Linked DNA regions of Homo sapiens: region 2 is linked to region 1. A link is a loop called in an ENCODE intact Hi-C map of the cell type or tissue named here. Cell type or tissue: CD14-positive monocyte. All regions are shown on one strand. Links, peaks and the distances in the headings refer to the core of each region. The heading gives the core; the rest is flanking DNA. Region 1 overlaps PAPOLG (poly(A) polymerase gamma). Region 2 overlaps REL-DT (REL divergent transcript).

Region 1 (8,357 bases), core at 172-8,171:
TTACATGGTTATGGATTTTAATAAACTGAGCATGCATTCATGAAACTTAAAAAATATTAAGAAATGCATTGAAAAAAGCAGCGTAAAAAAAGACAACTCATATAGTTAAATAAAAATTACAAAGGTCCTGAGCCAATTAATGGTTGGTAACAATGTCATTCAAAATGCCTTTAGGTTTCAATAAAATCCACTGCTTATTTCTGCATGCCTAGTCCGTGAAGAAACTATTTGAAGTTGTGGGGTAAATAATGATCAGGAATTATCATGCCAAGTTAATTTTACACCTCAAAAATACAAGTGTGCCATACTTAAAGGTTATCTTATTGTTGATGCTGGAATGAGTTGCTCCTCAGTAAAAAATACCAGTCAACTAACAAGAATGGCATGAAATAGGATATGTAACAATTTTACCATTCATATACTGACTTTCAGTATCCTGGTTATATTTTGATTTTTAATAAAGATGCATTTCAAAGGCCTCCATGGGAGGCAAAATATAGAGAATTTATGGTGCCCAACTCTTATGTAATCACTGGACTAATCTTCCCTGGTAACTATGCAACATTTGGACAGAAAGGCACACAAAAAAGTTTAAATATTTCATGTGCCAATCTGGAAAAAAATAATTTAAATCAACAGAACAGACAGTACATCTACACAAATGAGGAAAGCAGAAAAGATACCTCACATTCATTTATCTCAGGTTTCAAAGTGGCTTCAATGCTAAAGTAAATGTATTAACATTTGGAAAATACAAGACAATTTTTTTGTTTGTTTTCAATTTTTTTAGCTCTATACAATGATTACAACATAAGACAAAAAAAGAAAAACACAAAAAACAAAACAAAAAAGGAGTTCAGGACTTGTTATCAGTGTCCAAGTGGCTAAGAACTGGTTCCCATAACAAGCATTGAAAGTTAAGGCAGTAAAACCCCCAAATGCAAAGCTGTAATACTGTAGATGGCAATTTGACAGCAGGTGATCCTCAGAGAAGTGTATGTAGCAATCAGTGAGAGAATGCTACAGCATCTACAGGTCAAAGTTTGACAGTTCAAAAACCACTTCAAGGTTATTAGACTGAAGGCTGTCACTTTCACCTTATTTCACGTATGACAGCCACTTCTATTTAAAAAACAAGTGGCTGCATCTATGCCACTAAATGATTGCTTGTTCACTTAAGTGAGGAGGCACTGCTTTTACCGATTAAGGGTCAGTCGAATGGAATTTTTGATGACACGGATGTTGTTTGCTGGAACTGGAGATGATGAATCTGGTAGTTCTTTACTGGGTAGTCTCTATTAGAAAGAAAGAGGAAACAAAAAAGGAAAAGCACATCATATATATTATAAAGGCCCAGCTAGAAAGTCAGTCACAAAACTTGGGGAGTTTTTCTCCCAAACCCTCTAGCTCCTAAACACTCAAGTATGCAATGAATATTTCCTTCCGTGTTCATAGGGAACTCTTGCTTTCGGAACTGCTACTTCTTTTTACAGTCAGAGGTGAAAAGCAGAGGGATAAGAGAAAGGGTAGAAGTGGCAGGAGTGTGAATATGTACAGGAAAAGAGGAACTGCCATGCCTGGATCAAGAAATGCATAAAGAACACAGTCCTTAAGGTCAAGCAAAGAAAAAAAAAAGGAAGTTCATGGTGACTAAACAGGAAGCTCTTGGGGTGTGAAGTGAAAAATGAGTGTGTGCAGTAGAGAAAAATTTAATATCTGAGAGTTATGTCCCTCAATTTGTTTCTGTAATACATTCATGAAGAAGACCACTGACTCAATCTGTGAGATACTTAAGTTCTCAGGAAAACTGAACTTTGTACTTAGGCTAGATAACTTTGATGGTTATGAAATTCAGGGACATCGGTTTGAGGGATTCTGAGGGCATTAAAGATTATTACATAAAGAAGGCAAAATCTAGGGCCGGGCATGGTGGTTCACGCCTGTAATCCCAGAACTTTGGGAGGCCAAGGCGGGCGAATCACTTGAGGTCAGGAGTTCAAGAGCAGCCTGGCCAATATGGTGAAACCCTTTTCCACTACAAATACAAAAATTAGCCACTACAAATACAAAAAGATCGCGCCATTGCACTCCAACCTGGGCTACAGAGCGAGCCTCCATGTCCAAAAAAAAAAAAAAAAAAAAAAAAAAGGAAGGCAAAATCTAGACTTCTGTAATGGGGATAGTTTCTTGTCAAGAGATGACTGCTTAATTCTCCTCTTGTTTTACCTTGGCTAAGCCAGTATCTGTATCATATCCATATGCATTAAAACAATTATGAGCAATTTCAGATATACAAAGAAGTAGACACCAGGGCAATAAGGACTTAAATGCCAAAACCAAGTTTCAGACATTATTACAATTTTGCTGCAATTGTTTGGTGTACCCACTTTCCCTTTAGACTGGATATATTAAAAAATCCAGATATGTCATTTCACTCTTTTGTACTTCAATATCCATCTCAAAATTTTTTCTTCCACCATGACACATAATTATACGTTCATATTTTTTGTAACTTAATCTTATGTTAAAGGCTCAAAATCTACAACTAATAGCCTGTGAGTATACTATTTTGCTTTAGAATAGCTACTACATCCTGGAGAACCTGGCAGGGTAACAGTTGATGAAAAGCACTTTACTATTTAATGGCCATTCTGTTTTATTATAAATTATAATTTATAATTATCATCATATATATTTATAATTATTTATCATTATTATAAATAAGCCATTCTGTTCATTATAAACTCTCAGAGAAGGTTTTTCTCTATTTACACAAGGCTGGTTTTTGAGTACTTGCTTTTTAGCATACCACACTTAATACTACACACATTTTTAGTTATAAAAGTAATTCTTCAAATAATAAACATTTAAATTACAATTTAGGGGCGTTTAGCTCATGTTTTAAAGGTACTTACTATATATACCACTACATTTGGTTCCTCTAAAATATTAATACATATGGTTCCTAATTATCAAACCTATGTTTTGGCAGTAAGCAATAGTACACAACAGAGATATACCTCCAGGTGCTTGGTAAGAAATTAATGTGCTGAGCATCCAACTGCTTCTTTAAAGATAAAAAACAAAGGGTGAACATAATCTAAATAGATAATAAAGTTGTCTTAAACTACTGCCTCTTTTTTAGACTTTTGAGGTACATACATTCAGAACTATATACTTGCTATCTCCAACCCCAACTACACTGCTAGTCCTTGGGGACAGGGACAAAATCTTACTTTTTCCCAGTGCTAGGCTCTTAATAAGCCTTTTGTACTTGTAGATTACCTATGAGTTTTTACCTATGTACTGTACCTATGAACAAGACTATCTTGTTACCTTTTTGCGTGATGTATCAATAGTTGGAATAGGCATAGATTCTCCTCCAATGGCATCCTAAAAACAGAAGAATCAACACAAGTGAAAACTAACTTTCCTATATGCAAACACTTATTTCTACTTAAAATAAAACCTAACGAAAACCTGAAAATAAATCTAATCTGACCTACTTTCTAATATGGCACTTTTCCTGATACATGGCGCTTTACAATAAATATTCTGAAGCACACTATTAATATATTTACCACTGATTTTCTTTTTCTTTCTTCAGCAGTGCGGGGGTCCTTAAATGTTGATTCAAGTCGAATAAACTAAAATATAAACATTGAAATAGATTGCTATTATGTACCTACAAAAACCCATATAAATCTATATAAACTGGAAAACTAGTTATTGGTTACACTATTATAAAAATTACTATAAACATGGATTGGTAAGAGAAGATAATTTAAATTAGATTGAATTCAACTGCCACCGTTAATTTCTACAGTTTGGGTGATCTTTTTGGTTAAATCAATTCAGATTCTAACAAATATAGTTTTACCACCACCTACTGGAAGCAGGGCATATCAACACACAAGAAATGAGATTTTGTTATCAGTAATGACTTCTGTAAATCAAGGAGAAACTCAGACCAATCATTCAAATTTTCAGACGTATTAGTAATTTCAATTTAGGATGAGCAATTAATATTGTTTCTTTAAGATTTGGGTAAATATTCTTTTCAGCCAACTCCTAACAGAACACCAACAGCTATGGAAAATTGTTTCTTTAGTATTAACTATAAAAAATATCAACTACTGAATTACCACTAAAGTTGTAACTTTACCTTTTCTACGTCTTTCAACCTCTTAGGAGTCCCATCTATGGATGGGGAATGGGATCTCTTAGGTGTAACAGTCTTAGTTATATTTGACATTCCATTCAGATGCGGTTGTCCCTGGGCAGGGTTGTGAGGTGTTGTGATTCTAGGAATGACATTTCGTCCTACTACGGTAGGAATGGTACACACAGTGGGGGGTGATACAGTTTTTACTGTAGAGTCAACTTCTGAAAAGGAAAAAAAGGATTTTAATAATTAAACATTTATGTAATTTTTTTTTCCTTGAGACAGGGTCTCTCATTCCCATCACCCAGGCTGCAGTGCAGTGGCTTGATCACAGCTCACTGCAGCCTTGACTTCCCAGGCTCAGGTGACCCTCCCACCTTAGCCTCCCCAGTAGCTAGGACTACAGGCGTGTGCCACCATGCCTAGCTAATTTTTTGTAAATATAATTATTAATATATACAAGTTTAGATACCTACTTGCGCCAATCACTGGAATGGAAAGTCCTTGGGCTGGTGGTACACTCAGTGGCTTCTCCACAATTACAGCAGCAGGCTCAGCACTATTCCTAATGAAAGTGTTAAATTATCATCAATAAATGATTTAAATATTACTTTTTTTCTCCTTTTTTGAGAAAAGGCCTCATTCTACTGCCCAAGTTGGAGTGCAGTGGCACAATCACAGCTCACTGCAGCCTCAACCTCCTGGACTCAAGTAACTTTGCCACCTCAGCCTCCCAGGTAGCTAAGAACATAGGTGTGTGCCATCATATCGGGTTAATTTTTTAAATTTTTATTTTTGTGGAGACAGGATCTCACTATGTTGCCCAGGCTGGTCTTGAACTCCTGAGGCTCAAGCAATCCTCCTGCCTCAGCCTCCCAAAGTGCTGAAATTATAGATGTGACCCACCACGCCTGGCCCCATTAGTTATTTAAAACACTCTTGTTGTAACATTTACCACTGCTTTTTTTTTTTTTTTTTTTTTTTTTAGACATGGTATTGTTCTGTCACCTAGGCTAGAGTGCAGTGGCATGAACACATGGATCACTGCAGCCTCAACCTTCCGGGCTCAAGCTATTCTCCCACCTTGGCCTCCCAGGTAGCTGGGACTACAGGTGTGCACTACCATGCCGAGCTAATTTTTGTTTTTGTTTTTTTGAGACAGAGTCTCGCTCTTGTTGCCTAGGCTGGAGTGCAATGGCACGATCTCAGCTCACTGCAACCTCCACCTCCTGGGTTCAAGCGATTCTCCTGCCTCAGCCTCCCAAGTAGCTGGGAATACAGGCACATGCCACCACACCCTGTTAATTTTTGCATTTTTAGTAGAGATGTGGTTTTGCCATGTTGGCCAGGCTGGTCTCGAACTCCTGACCTCAGGTGATCTGCCCGCCTTGGCCTCCCAAAGTGTTGGGATTACAGGCGTGAGCAACTGTGCCCGGCCAATTAATTTTTGTATTTTTTTGTATAGACAGGGTTTTGCCATGTTACCCAGGCTGGTCTTGGAACTCCTGGGCTCCAGCAGTTCGCCTGCCGTGACCTCTCAAAGTGCTAGGATTACAGGCCTGAGCCACCGTGCCTGGCCACAACTGTTGGCTCAGGCCTGTACTTTAACATTTCATTGAACTAAAAGGGGGAAAAATGCAGAGGACCCAGTAAGAAGAGAAAAATTTAAGCAACAAATGTGTACATTTCTGTGTACCTATCTAGTCCCATATGCTCATAAGCCTATACCGTTTCCCACAGGATTACCACGAGTTATTTCTAAGCAAGAAATTGACCAGCAGCCAGTAAAATGAAATCTTTTAACAATTTTAAAAGGCAGTAGCAGAGGTATAGAAAAGTTCACATTATCCTCAAATAAACTGAACAGAAAACCAAAAGGACACATTTGAAATAAAGACAGACCTTTCTGTTTCTCCTACAGAAGGGCTATCAGACTTGGACGCTGGAGAATTAAAAGGTGTTCCATTATCAGTGTCTCTGGAGCTATCCAGACAACTGCTATCCAGAGACAATCTTTTGGATTGAAGTCCGCCCGAGCTTCGATTGACATCAGAGAGACTTTGCTGAAAGAAGGGAACGATTTTAGGATTTCAAAATGCAAATGACAATATAAAGACTGGTTTCAATTCTGAAGGTCACTTAAGCAAATTATCTCTTGTGATTAATGAAAATGAGATTTTAGTCCTAGATTGAACTGCCTATATCTTCCTTATTTTTCTCAATAGGTTTGGGAGCTGTAGAATGCAAATTTGGTCCCAGATCATTTGTCTGAGTAAAACCATACTGAAGGGTTAAGATTATAAACTCACCTTTTTCTTCTTTTGAAGAATTTCTGCAGGAAGGTAGTGGTGAAGTTGTTTTTTCTTTACATGAGTTGCTTCAATTTTCATTCCCTCCTTTAGCATATTTATATTGTTTGCCTGTCTGTACACTGTAACAATGTTAATATGTTAAATGGGAAACTTCTTTCTGAACCAAGGGTTCTGCCTAATTTTTCTGAAATGCATATACTTTTACTATCTCCCCACTATCACCACCGGCCACCCACCCACCCACAACCCTCTCACAAAACAAATATTTTTAATACACTTCCATCACATCACAATCCTATTCATGAATCCACTAGTTTTTCTTTTTTTGAGATGGAGTTTCACTCTTGCTGCCCAGGCTGGAGTGCAATGGCGCAATCTCAGCTCACCACAACCTCCACCTCCTGGGTTCAAGCCATTCTCCTGCCTCAGCCTCCCGAGTAGCTGGGATTACAGGCATGCGCCACCACGTCCAGCTAACTTTTTTGATTTTTCGTAGAGACTGGGTTTCTCCATGTTGGTCAGGCTGGTCTAGAACTCCTGACTTCAGGTGATCCGCCCACCTCGGCCTCCCAAAGTGGTGGGATTATAGGCGTAAGCCACCGTGCCCAGCCATGAATCCAATAGTTTTTCCATGTCCACTTTCTAAGACTTTCTCATAATCAAACCTTGTTGATAGAATAAATATATTTAAAAAACGGTATTTTCCAGATCTTATTTTCTGATATTTTCCCCAAAGGCAATCTCTCCTCATAACTACTTGCCCAGGTCTAAGCTAATTCTTTTTTTTTTTTGACACAGACTCTCGCTCTGTCATCCAGGCTTGAGTGCAGTGGCACAATCTTAACTCATTGCAACCTCTGCCTCCGGGGTTCAAGCTATTCTCCTGCCTCAGCCTCCCCAGTAGCTGGGACTAGAAGCGCATGGCACCATGCCCAGCTACTTTTTGGATTTTTTGTAGAGACAGGGTTTCATTATGTTGGCCAGGCTGGTCTTGAACTCCTGACCTCAAGTGATCCACCCACCTTGGCCTCCCAAAGTGCTGGGATTACAGGTGTGAACCACTGCACCTGGCCTTCTAAGCTAATTCTTAGGCCAAATATCCAAGGTGCAATTCAAGCTATCCTCCTCCTCCATGAGAATTTACTACTGCAGCTACCACACCAATCATAGAATGACAGACTTCAGGAACCATCTTACAAATACATCCTTATTGTACAGTTGAGAAAAGGAGGCTAAACAGCTCTGAATACCTTGCCAGGATCAGAATCCACACAGCCCTAGATTCCCATTCTAGTGCTTTTCACGCCTTATAAGAAAATGGGTTTTATTAACTCACACACAAATGTCTTAATGTTTTAATTGTAAATATACCCAATGAAAAAACAGGTTTTATTAACTACCACACAAATTTCTTAATGTTTTAATTGTAAATATACTCAATGAGATTATAAGCCCACTGAAGACAGGGATGGGAGGCTTGTTTTACACAGCAAGTACTGTGAGATGTAGTAAATTATTTAATCTCTTGGGGCCTCAAGTTTCTTAATCTGAAAAATAATATCTTATAAATTTATAATAAACTATGTCCCAGTCTTATCCTTTCTAAAAAATTTAAGCCCTAATTAGAATGGAAAAATTTATGGCGAATGTTTTTATTCCAGATTGATTATGAAAGAGTTACCAGGAGTGCTTGTTTAAGTTGCAGATTCTCTGGCTCCCTCCCCAGAGTGTGATTTAATGGTTCTAAGGTGAAACATAAGAATCTGCATTTTCTTTTCTTTTTTTGAGATGGAGTTTCGCTCTTGTTGCCCAGGCTGGAGTGCAACAGCGAGATCTCAGCTCACTGCAACCTCCGCCTCCCAGGTTCAAGCGATTCTCCT
Region 2 (8,357 bases), core at 276-8,275, 75 kb before region 1:
GGAGGCCGAGGCGGGCATATCACTTGAGGTCAGGAGTTTGAAACCAGCTTGGCCATCATGGTGAAAACCCATCTCTACTAAAAATACAAAAAATTAGCTGGGCATGGTGGTGCACGCCTGTAATCCCAGCTACTCAGGAGGCTGAGGCAGGAGAATCGCTTGAAGCTGGGAGGTAGAGGTTGCAGTGAGCCGATCTCGTGCCACCGCACTCCAGCCTGGGCGACAAAGCAAGACTACATCTCAAAAAAAAAAAAAATCTCTTTTTAATCTTTTTGTTTATATTGTGTAGGCCCTATACTGTGGTATGCTAGTTTTGCGTATATAGCACTGCCTAGAAGTATGACACAGTGTGCTAACTTGGGTTTCTCTAACTGTAGTAATGTCTGATGTGTCACAACCATGAGATCCAGTGATTACTTGTTCCAATTTAGAATTAACATTTTTCAGAACAAGTAATGAAGTCATCATCACCTTCAAGTCATATGGTGCCTCTTTTATGTCTCAACAGGAGAGAGTTAGTTCAATTTTAAGGTTGGAAGGAACCCTGTAGATCATTTAGTTCATCTCCCTCGTTTTACACATGAGGAAAATGAGGCACAGGAAGTTTAAGTACCTTGCCCGTGTTCATTAGGTAGTTAATTGCTGAGTTGAAACTTGAAACCAGACCTCCAGACTCTTTGTTTCTTTTTCACTATGTCACATCACATTTCAAAATATGACCTAAGATATAAAACAATATAACTGGCAGCCATAATCTTACTAATAAAAATGCAAATATATGAAGGTTTAGCGTTCACAGGTTCCATATCTTTTAAGACTCTTCATGTTCTTTTCCCCAAAATTCTCAATTCAATACCTGTGTAGGAAAAGTAAAAATCAGTGCATTTACTTCTTTAATTAAAGGCATTGACTGTGTCTTGTTCATCTTTTATTCCCTAGAGTGGCTAGTACAGTGCCTTTAGCATTGTAGATGCTCATTAAATGTCGAATAAAATATAAATTATTACACATTGAATCACACCAGTATTGATATGAGTGACAATGTATCACCACTGGGCGTTAGATACCATCAAGAAAAACAAAAAGAGGCACAAGGCTCAACTCCTACCCAAAGTGATAACTATGCCTGCAGAGAGGTATGATAGTGATTATATTAAGACGGGTATCAAAATCATGGATTACTGTCATGAAAGCAAGCAAGCTGGGCCAACCAGTTACTAAGTTCATATGTATATTTTACTTATTTATTTTTAGATTGAGATGGAATCTCACTATTGTTGCCCAGAGCTGGTCTCAAACTCCTGGGCTCAAGCAGCCCTCCCACCTCAGCCTGCCAAAGTGCTGGGATTATAGGCGTGAACCACTACTCCCGGACCTAAATTCTTTAATAACATTCAAAGTCTTTAATTTTTTGCTAAAATATGTTTATTTTTAAATTACAACCTAAAAAAAGACACATATAAAACATTAAAGAAAGGCTGGGCATGGTGGCTCACACCTGTAATCCCAGCAGTTTGGGAGACCATGGTGGCAGGATCAGTTGAGGCTAGGAGTTCAAGACCAGCCTGGGCAACATGGTGAGACCCTGTCTCTATAAAACAAAACAAATAAACAAAATTAAATAAAGATTGGAGAAAAGAAGAAAACTCACTTATAATTCTGCCTCACTAATACAGACATCACCTACGTGCATGTGTGAGTATGTGTGTATGTGTTGTCTTCTAGAGCTTTTTCATATGCAGGCTTTGGTTTATTTCTTCTGCTATTACTTGATCATGGTAAAAAAATTAAGGCAGAGAAAATGAAAGTCAAGTAAAATGACCAACCCCTATGCAAAAAATAACCAAGAGTAGTGATTTGGAGTATATCCTCATGTAACTTTTATATATTTTATATCACTATGTATCATTTATACATAAACTTTGGTAGCCTGGATTTTTTTTTTCACCTGACATTATATTACATTTGCCATAGATTTTTTTTTTTTTCTTTTAGAGACCAGCTGTCACCCTGCAGTGGCACAGTCACGGCTCACTGTAGCTTCAAATTCCTGGGCTCAAGTGATTCTCCTGCTTCAGCGTCATGAGTAGCTGGGATTACAGGGACAAGCCACCACACCTGGCTAATTTTAAAATTATTTTTGTAGAGATGGGGTCTCCCTATGTTGCCCAGGCTGGTCTCAAACTCCTGGGTTCAAGCAGTCCTCCTGCCTTGGCCTCCCACCGTGCTGAGATTATAGGCGTGAGCCATCGGGCCCGACCTGGATTTTATACTGAGCACTATAAGGAAGGAAATTGTCTAGAGAATAGATATCCTAGGAAACTGGGAATGGTTCCAAGCCTTGTAGGTCCTAATCAGCTTAAAGAACAGATTTTATATAACCAGGGAGTTGAAAAATTGGAAAAGTAGGAAATTGTGAGCAGGAGGTTGGGCTTTCTAAGTTATCGCATAAAAAAACCAGGCTTGGGCTGGGCGTGGTGGCTCACGCCTGTAATCCCAGCACTGTGGGAGGCCAAGGCGGGTGGATCACGAGGTCAGGAGATTGAGACCATCCTGGCTAACAAGGTGAAACCCTGTCTCTACTAAAAATACAAAATGTTAGCCAGGTGTGGTGGCGGGCGCCTGTAGTCCCAGCTACTTGGGAGGCTGAGGCAGGAGAATGGCGTGGATCTGGGAGGCAGAGCTTGCAGTGAGCCAAGATCGTGCCACTGCACTCCAGCCTGGTGACAGAGCAAGACTCTGTCTCAAAAAAAAAAAAAAAAACAAAAATAGCCAGGCTTGTATTTAGATATCTAACACCACTGAAATTGAAGACAAGCATAACTTTCACATAATATTTACAGCAATCTATCAAAAAGTCTAATGAGATTTAAAATATATTAAACCTAATTTTGGATATTCCAGATGAAATGTTTTCATTTTCTTTCTTTCTTTTTTTAAGACAAAATCTCACTCTGTCGCCAGGCTGGAGTGCTGTGTCGTGATCTCGGCTCGCTGCAACCTCTGACTCCCTGGTTCAAGTGATTCTCCTGCCTCAGCCTCCCAAGTAGCTGGGATTACAGGCACGCGCCACCATGCCCAGCTAATTTTTTTTCTGTATTTTTAATAGAGACAAGGTTTCACCGTGTTGGCCAGGATGGTCTCAATCTCCTGACCTTGTGATCCGCCCGCCCCTGCCTCCCAAAGTGCTGGGATTACAGGCTTTGGGAGCCACCGTGCCCAGCTGAAATGTTTTCATTTTCATAGTAAATGTATACATCTTTATTTTTACTTAGTGCTTAATTAAAAGTGATAGATCAAGTCGGGTGTGGTGGCTAATGCCTGTAATCCCAGCACTTTGGGAGGCCGAGGTGGGGAGATCACTTGAGGTCAGGAGTTTGAGACCAGCCTGGCCAGCCTGGTAAAACCCTGTCTCTACCAAAAATACAAAAAATTAGCCAGGAGTGGTGTTGCACACCTGTAATCCTAGCTACTTGGGAGGCTGAGGCAGGATAATTGCTTGAACCCGGGAGGCGGAGGTTGCAGTGAGCCAAGATCGTGCCACTGCCCTCCAGCCTGGGCAACAGAGCGAGACTCCATGTCAAAAAAAAAAAAAAAGGTGATACATCAATATTATAAATAATATACTTTCCTATTACTGGGTGTATTTTGAATACTTTTTTTACCTTAGACTTTTGAAACAATCTTGGTCACATTACTTTTTTTTTTTTTTGATACAGAGCCTCACTCTGTCGTCCAGGCTGGAGTGCAGTGGCACAATCTCGGCTCACTGCAACCTCCACCTCCTGGGTTTAAGTGATTCTCAATACCTCAGCCTCCTGAGTAGCTGGGACTATAGGCATGTGCCATCACGCCTGGCTAATTTTTGTATTTTTAGTAGAGATGGGGTTTCACCATGTTGGCCAGGCTGGTCTCAAACTCCTGACCTCAGGTGATGCACCTGCCTTGGCCTCCCAAAATTCTGGGATTCCGTGTGCAGCCTGGAATAGGTTTTTGCTGTGGTTTGAATGTGTCCCTCAACATTCATGTGTTGGAAGCCTAATTCCCAATGTCATAATATTAAGAGGTGGGGCCTTTAAGAGATGATTAAGTCATAAGGGTGGTGCCTTCATGGATAGGATTAGGGCCCTTATAAAAGGACTCAAGGTTGAAGGGGGAGCTCTCTTGCACTCTTACCCTTCTGCCATGTGATGACACACCAAGAAGGTCGTTGCAAAATGTCAGCACCTTGATCTTGGACTTCCCACCCTCCAGAACTGTGAGAAAATGAATTTCTGTTCTTTATAAATTACTCAGTCTCCAATATTCTTTTATGGCAGCTCAAACGAACTGAAATAGTTCTTTGGGTTTTTTTTTTCCTACTCATAAAAAGGAGCACCCAGGAATTCACTAGACTTTGCTGTGTCTGCATGTGATAAGTAAACCACAGAAGCCATTTTAAGACATGAGTTAAAAATAAAGCCACCATGGGCTGGGCACAGTGGCTCATGCCTGTAATCTCAGCACTTTGGGAGGCCAAGGCAGGCAGATCACTTGAGGCCAGGAGTTCAAGACCAGCCTGGTCAACATGGCCAAACCCCGTTTCTACTAAAACTACAAAAATTAGCCAGGCGTGGTGGTGCACGCCTGTAATCCAGCTACTTGGGAGGCTGAGGCATGAGAATCGCTTGAACCTGGGAGGTGCAGGTTTCAGGGAGCCAAGATTATGCCACTGCATTGCAGCCTGGCAACAGAGTGAGACCCTTTCTCAAAAAATAAAAATAAAGCCACCATACTGAAGATGTTAGAGTAGAAAGAATTGGAAGGAATCTGAGTTTTTGGTGACATGATTAGCTGCTGAATTGGAACCATCCTACCTCAGACTCCTCGTTATATGAGATAATAAATATTCCATTATGATGTAAACCAGTTGAGTTTCCTGTTATTTGCAGCCGAAAATAAGAGAGATCCAACTATCCCTAAAAGAGAGACTCAGTCTGGCTGAGGTCTGAGCTCCTGAAAAATGGTCTCCACCATGTATTTCCTTAAACTGAGCATTTAATTCTATCAATCTTAAGACATAGTACTTTAATTTTCACTTCCTGTATTATACTTAACAGTTACCGTACGCGTACTGTTGCTCAAGACCACTGGCGGATTCAGAAATAGAACACAGTGCCTAGGTCAAAATGGAAGTTTATAACTTTAATGAAGCCCTTTGACAGAGGACAGGAAGTCAAAGTCAACCAAACAGGAAGTAGGCAGAGCAGAACAGAGCAGCCGGAAATATTTGGGCCTGGCACAAGAATTGGTCTATATACAGAACATATATAAAACAAACAAAATATTTAGAGCTGAAATCTTTAAATTTGTAAACACTTAAAGGGGATCATTTAAAGAAGAAAGAGAAGGAAAACAAGGAAGTAAAAGGAAGACAGAAATGTCTCTTGCCAGAGTAATTATTGCGTAAACCAAAGAATGTTTCTGCACAGCTTGTAGCAGTTTTAAAACATTATTTAATTAAATTAATTAATTTATTTTCAAGGCAGGGTATTGCTCTATCTCCAGGCAGGAGAGCAGTGGTACAATCACCGCTCACTGCAGCCTCCATCTTCCAGGCTCAAGCAGTCCTCCCACCTTAGCCCACCAAGCAGCTGGGACCACATTAGGTGCACACCACCAGGCCCAGCTAGTTTCAGTTTTAAAACATACCTGCAAATTCCTTGATCTCCCCCCCATGATGAGGTGAACTTTGTGGCCCTCCCTTTGAATTTGGGCCAAACATTAGTGACTAGTTGACCAGTAGGGTATGGCAGAAATGATTCTCTGTGACCTTCCGGACTCAGTCAAAAAAGGTGGTGCAGATTCTCCCTGGTTCTCTGGACCCTGCATTAGAGCCTTGAGCCACTATCTAAGAAGCATTACTACCCTGAGACCATCATGCTGCGAGGAAGCACAAACTAATTCGTGTAAACAGATCACATGGAGAGGCCCTGACATCCCAAGCTCTCCCAATGCCTGCTCTTCCATCTCCTGCCACTGCATGTAAGACATTAAGCCAGAACCACTCAGTGGAGCTCTTCCTGAATTCCTGACCCACAGAAACCATGAGATAATAAAATGATTGTTGTTGTTTTAAGCCAGTAAGCTTTGGGGTGGATTGTTAATGCAGCAATAGATAACCAGAACAGTAGATGAGGTGATTTAAATGCTATGGCTTTTTAATAAGTAAGGAAAGAACTCAAGGACTCATTAAAAGTCATTATAACTAATTACTATAACCATCAAGATGAAGTGGTAGTTTCCAGTCAGAGGACCTGTTAGCAATAATAAAAGCAAATAATTATTGGTGAGGCCAAGCGTGGTTTAAAAAAAAATCTCGCTTCTGAAAGAACACTTTAGTTAAAATGAAATATTTAAATACTATGCCATATTTCTCAAGAGCAATTTGTGCAAGCAATTCTCTTTTTACCACTTTTTCTTCACATCTCAGAGATTCATAGTATCTATAAGCTATGACAGATATTTGGGCTGATTCCTGATATATCATAACTCAGCAACTCAAAAAGCTACAAGCTGGGAGATTGAGGACTCCTATGCACTGGGTACCACTTTCTTGGCCTTTGGATATTCAATCATTTAACATTTCTGTAAGGGAAATGTAGCCAGTGGGACCCTATCTGTGGGATAAATTTCATGATGGAAAAGATAGGATGTTAGAGGTGTCAAAGACTCCTAAGACTCACACTTACAGTATTGATTCTTGTTTTAAAGTGTTAAAAGGACATAAATAAAAATTAAGATCAGTCAAAGCAAATACAGAAAAGTGATATGGAAAATGTATATGAAATGTCCAGAGTAGGCAAATCCATAGACAGAAAATAGATGAGTGATTGCCTGGGGCCAGGGGTACATGGGGTCTGACTACTAAGGGATTTCTTATGGGGTGCTGAAAATGTTCTAAAATTAATTGTAATGATGGTTGTAAAATTGAATTTACTAATATCCATTAAATTGTATACTTTAAATGGATGAACTGCACAGATGAATTGCATGGTGTGTGAATTATATCTCAAAGCTGTTATAAAAAAAGTAACTGGAAAATTATAGAAGATGAAAACAGATTAAAAATAGATCCTTTTTATCAGAATAAAAATGTTTCTACCTATGCTTAGAAATTCCCTGGCTAAATGAGTAGGTGACACTGAGATTCCTCTAGAGAAGAGTTCAGCAAACTTTTTCTCTAGTAGGCCACATAGAAAATATTTTGCAGCCTGGGCAACATAGCAAGACCCCATCTCTACAAAAAAATTTTTGAAAATTAGCTGGATATGGTAACCTGTGCCTGTAGTCCTAGCTACTTGGGAGGCTGAAGTGGGAGGATTCCTTGAACCCAGGAATTGGAGGTTATAGTAAGCTATAATCAGCACCACTGCACTCCAGCCTGGGCAACAGAGACTCTGTCTCTATTTTTTAAAAAAGAAAATATTTTAGGATTTGTGGGTGTGTTAGTCCGTTCTCATACTGCTTCTAAAGACATAACTGAGACTGGGTAATTTATAAAGGAAAGAGGCTTACTTGACTCACAGTTCAGCATAGCTGGAGAGGCCTCAGGAAACTTACAATCATGGCAGAAGGGGAAGTAAACACATCCTTCTTCACATGGCGTCTGGAAGGAGAAGTGCTGAGCAAAGGAGGAAAAGCCCCTTATAAAACTATCAGATCTGTGAGAACTCACTCACTATCATGAGAACATCCTGGGGCTAACTGCCCCCATGATTCAATTACCTCCCACTGGGTCCCTCCACAACAGGTGGGGATTATGGGAAGTACAGTTCAAGAAGAGATTTGGGTAGGGACACAGAAAAACCGAATCAGTGGGCCAAGAGGCAAAATTGTGGATATTATGTAGGTCCTCATATAACAAGAGAAAACAAACTTCTGCACATTTTAAATAGATGAAATTAAAACTTTAACAATAATTTAGTACAATGTTTTTGTAATAGAAGTCTACTAATGAGAAGACAGATTCCTTTTCGGGGGATAATATTTTGTTTAAGTGATGTTTAAAGTTAGTGTTTCCTATCATCAGATTGACTGCAAATGTTATTCTGAAAAAAATAATTCCTAGTTCATGGGTCATACAAAATCAGGCAGTGGGGCTGGATTTGGCCCATGGGCTATATAGTTTGCCACCCTGTGCTCTAGAGGAATAAATTCCTAAAGGTTGATACATCATTTCTTAGGGCTTCTGTAACAAAGTATCACAAACTAGGTGGCTTAAAATAACAGAAATGTATTGTCTCACAGTTCTAGAGGTCAAAAGCCTTAAAGCAAAGTGTTGGCAAGGCCATGCCCCCTCCAAAGGCTCTAGAGGA

Evidence for each region. Hi-C counts contacts between places; a loop is a spot of excess contacts. Peaks named below come from ENCODE experiments on the same cell type or tissue, not always from the same donor. Only the 100,000 strongest peaks of a DNase experiment are listed, where the experiment ranks them.
Region 2: a loop joins it to region 1, with 3 times the contacts of the local background. A loop is called at or near these places in 1 of 110 quality-filtered maps.

What each region holds. Positions count from the first base shown.
Region 1 is chr2:60,790,000-60,798,356 of GRCh38, reverse strand. PAPOLG (poly(A) polymerase gamma) reads right to left here. Exons shown (of 22, transcript NM_022894.4): 16 at 6,475-6,596; 17 at 6,068-6,228; 18 at 4,642-4,730; 19 at 4,166-4,386; 20 at 3,582-3,647; 21 at 3,337-3,393; 22 at 1-1,295. The coding sequence ends at 1,197. Among named protein-coding and RNA genes, the nearest start is that of PAPOLG, 38 kb to the right of the region's middle. In CD14-positive monocyte, for the core only: CTCF peaks have their summits at 3,694 and 3,897 (motif pointing left); DNase peaks (open chromatin) are centred at 1,236, 1,606 and 3,886; H3K4me3 peaks cover 2,395 bases; H3K27ac peaks cover 2,449 bases.
Region 2 is chr2:60,864,861-60,873,217 of GRCh38, reverse strand. The region is part of intron 1 of REL-DT (REL divergent transcript); the gene reads left to right. Among named protein-coding and RNA genes, the nearest start is that of REL-DT, 12 kb to the left of the region's middle. In CD14-positive monocyte, for the core only: no CTCF peak of the experiment used is centred there; DNase peaks (open chromatin) are centred at 5,147 and 7,657; H3K4me3 peaks cover 2,316 bases; H3K27ac peaks cover 2,268 bases.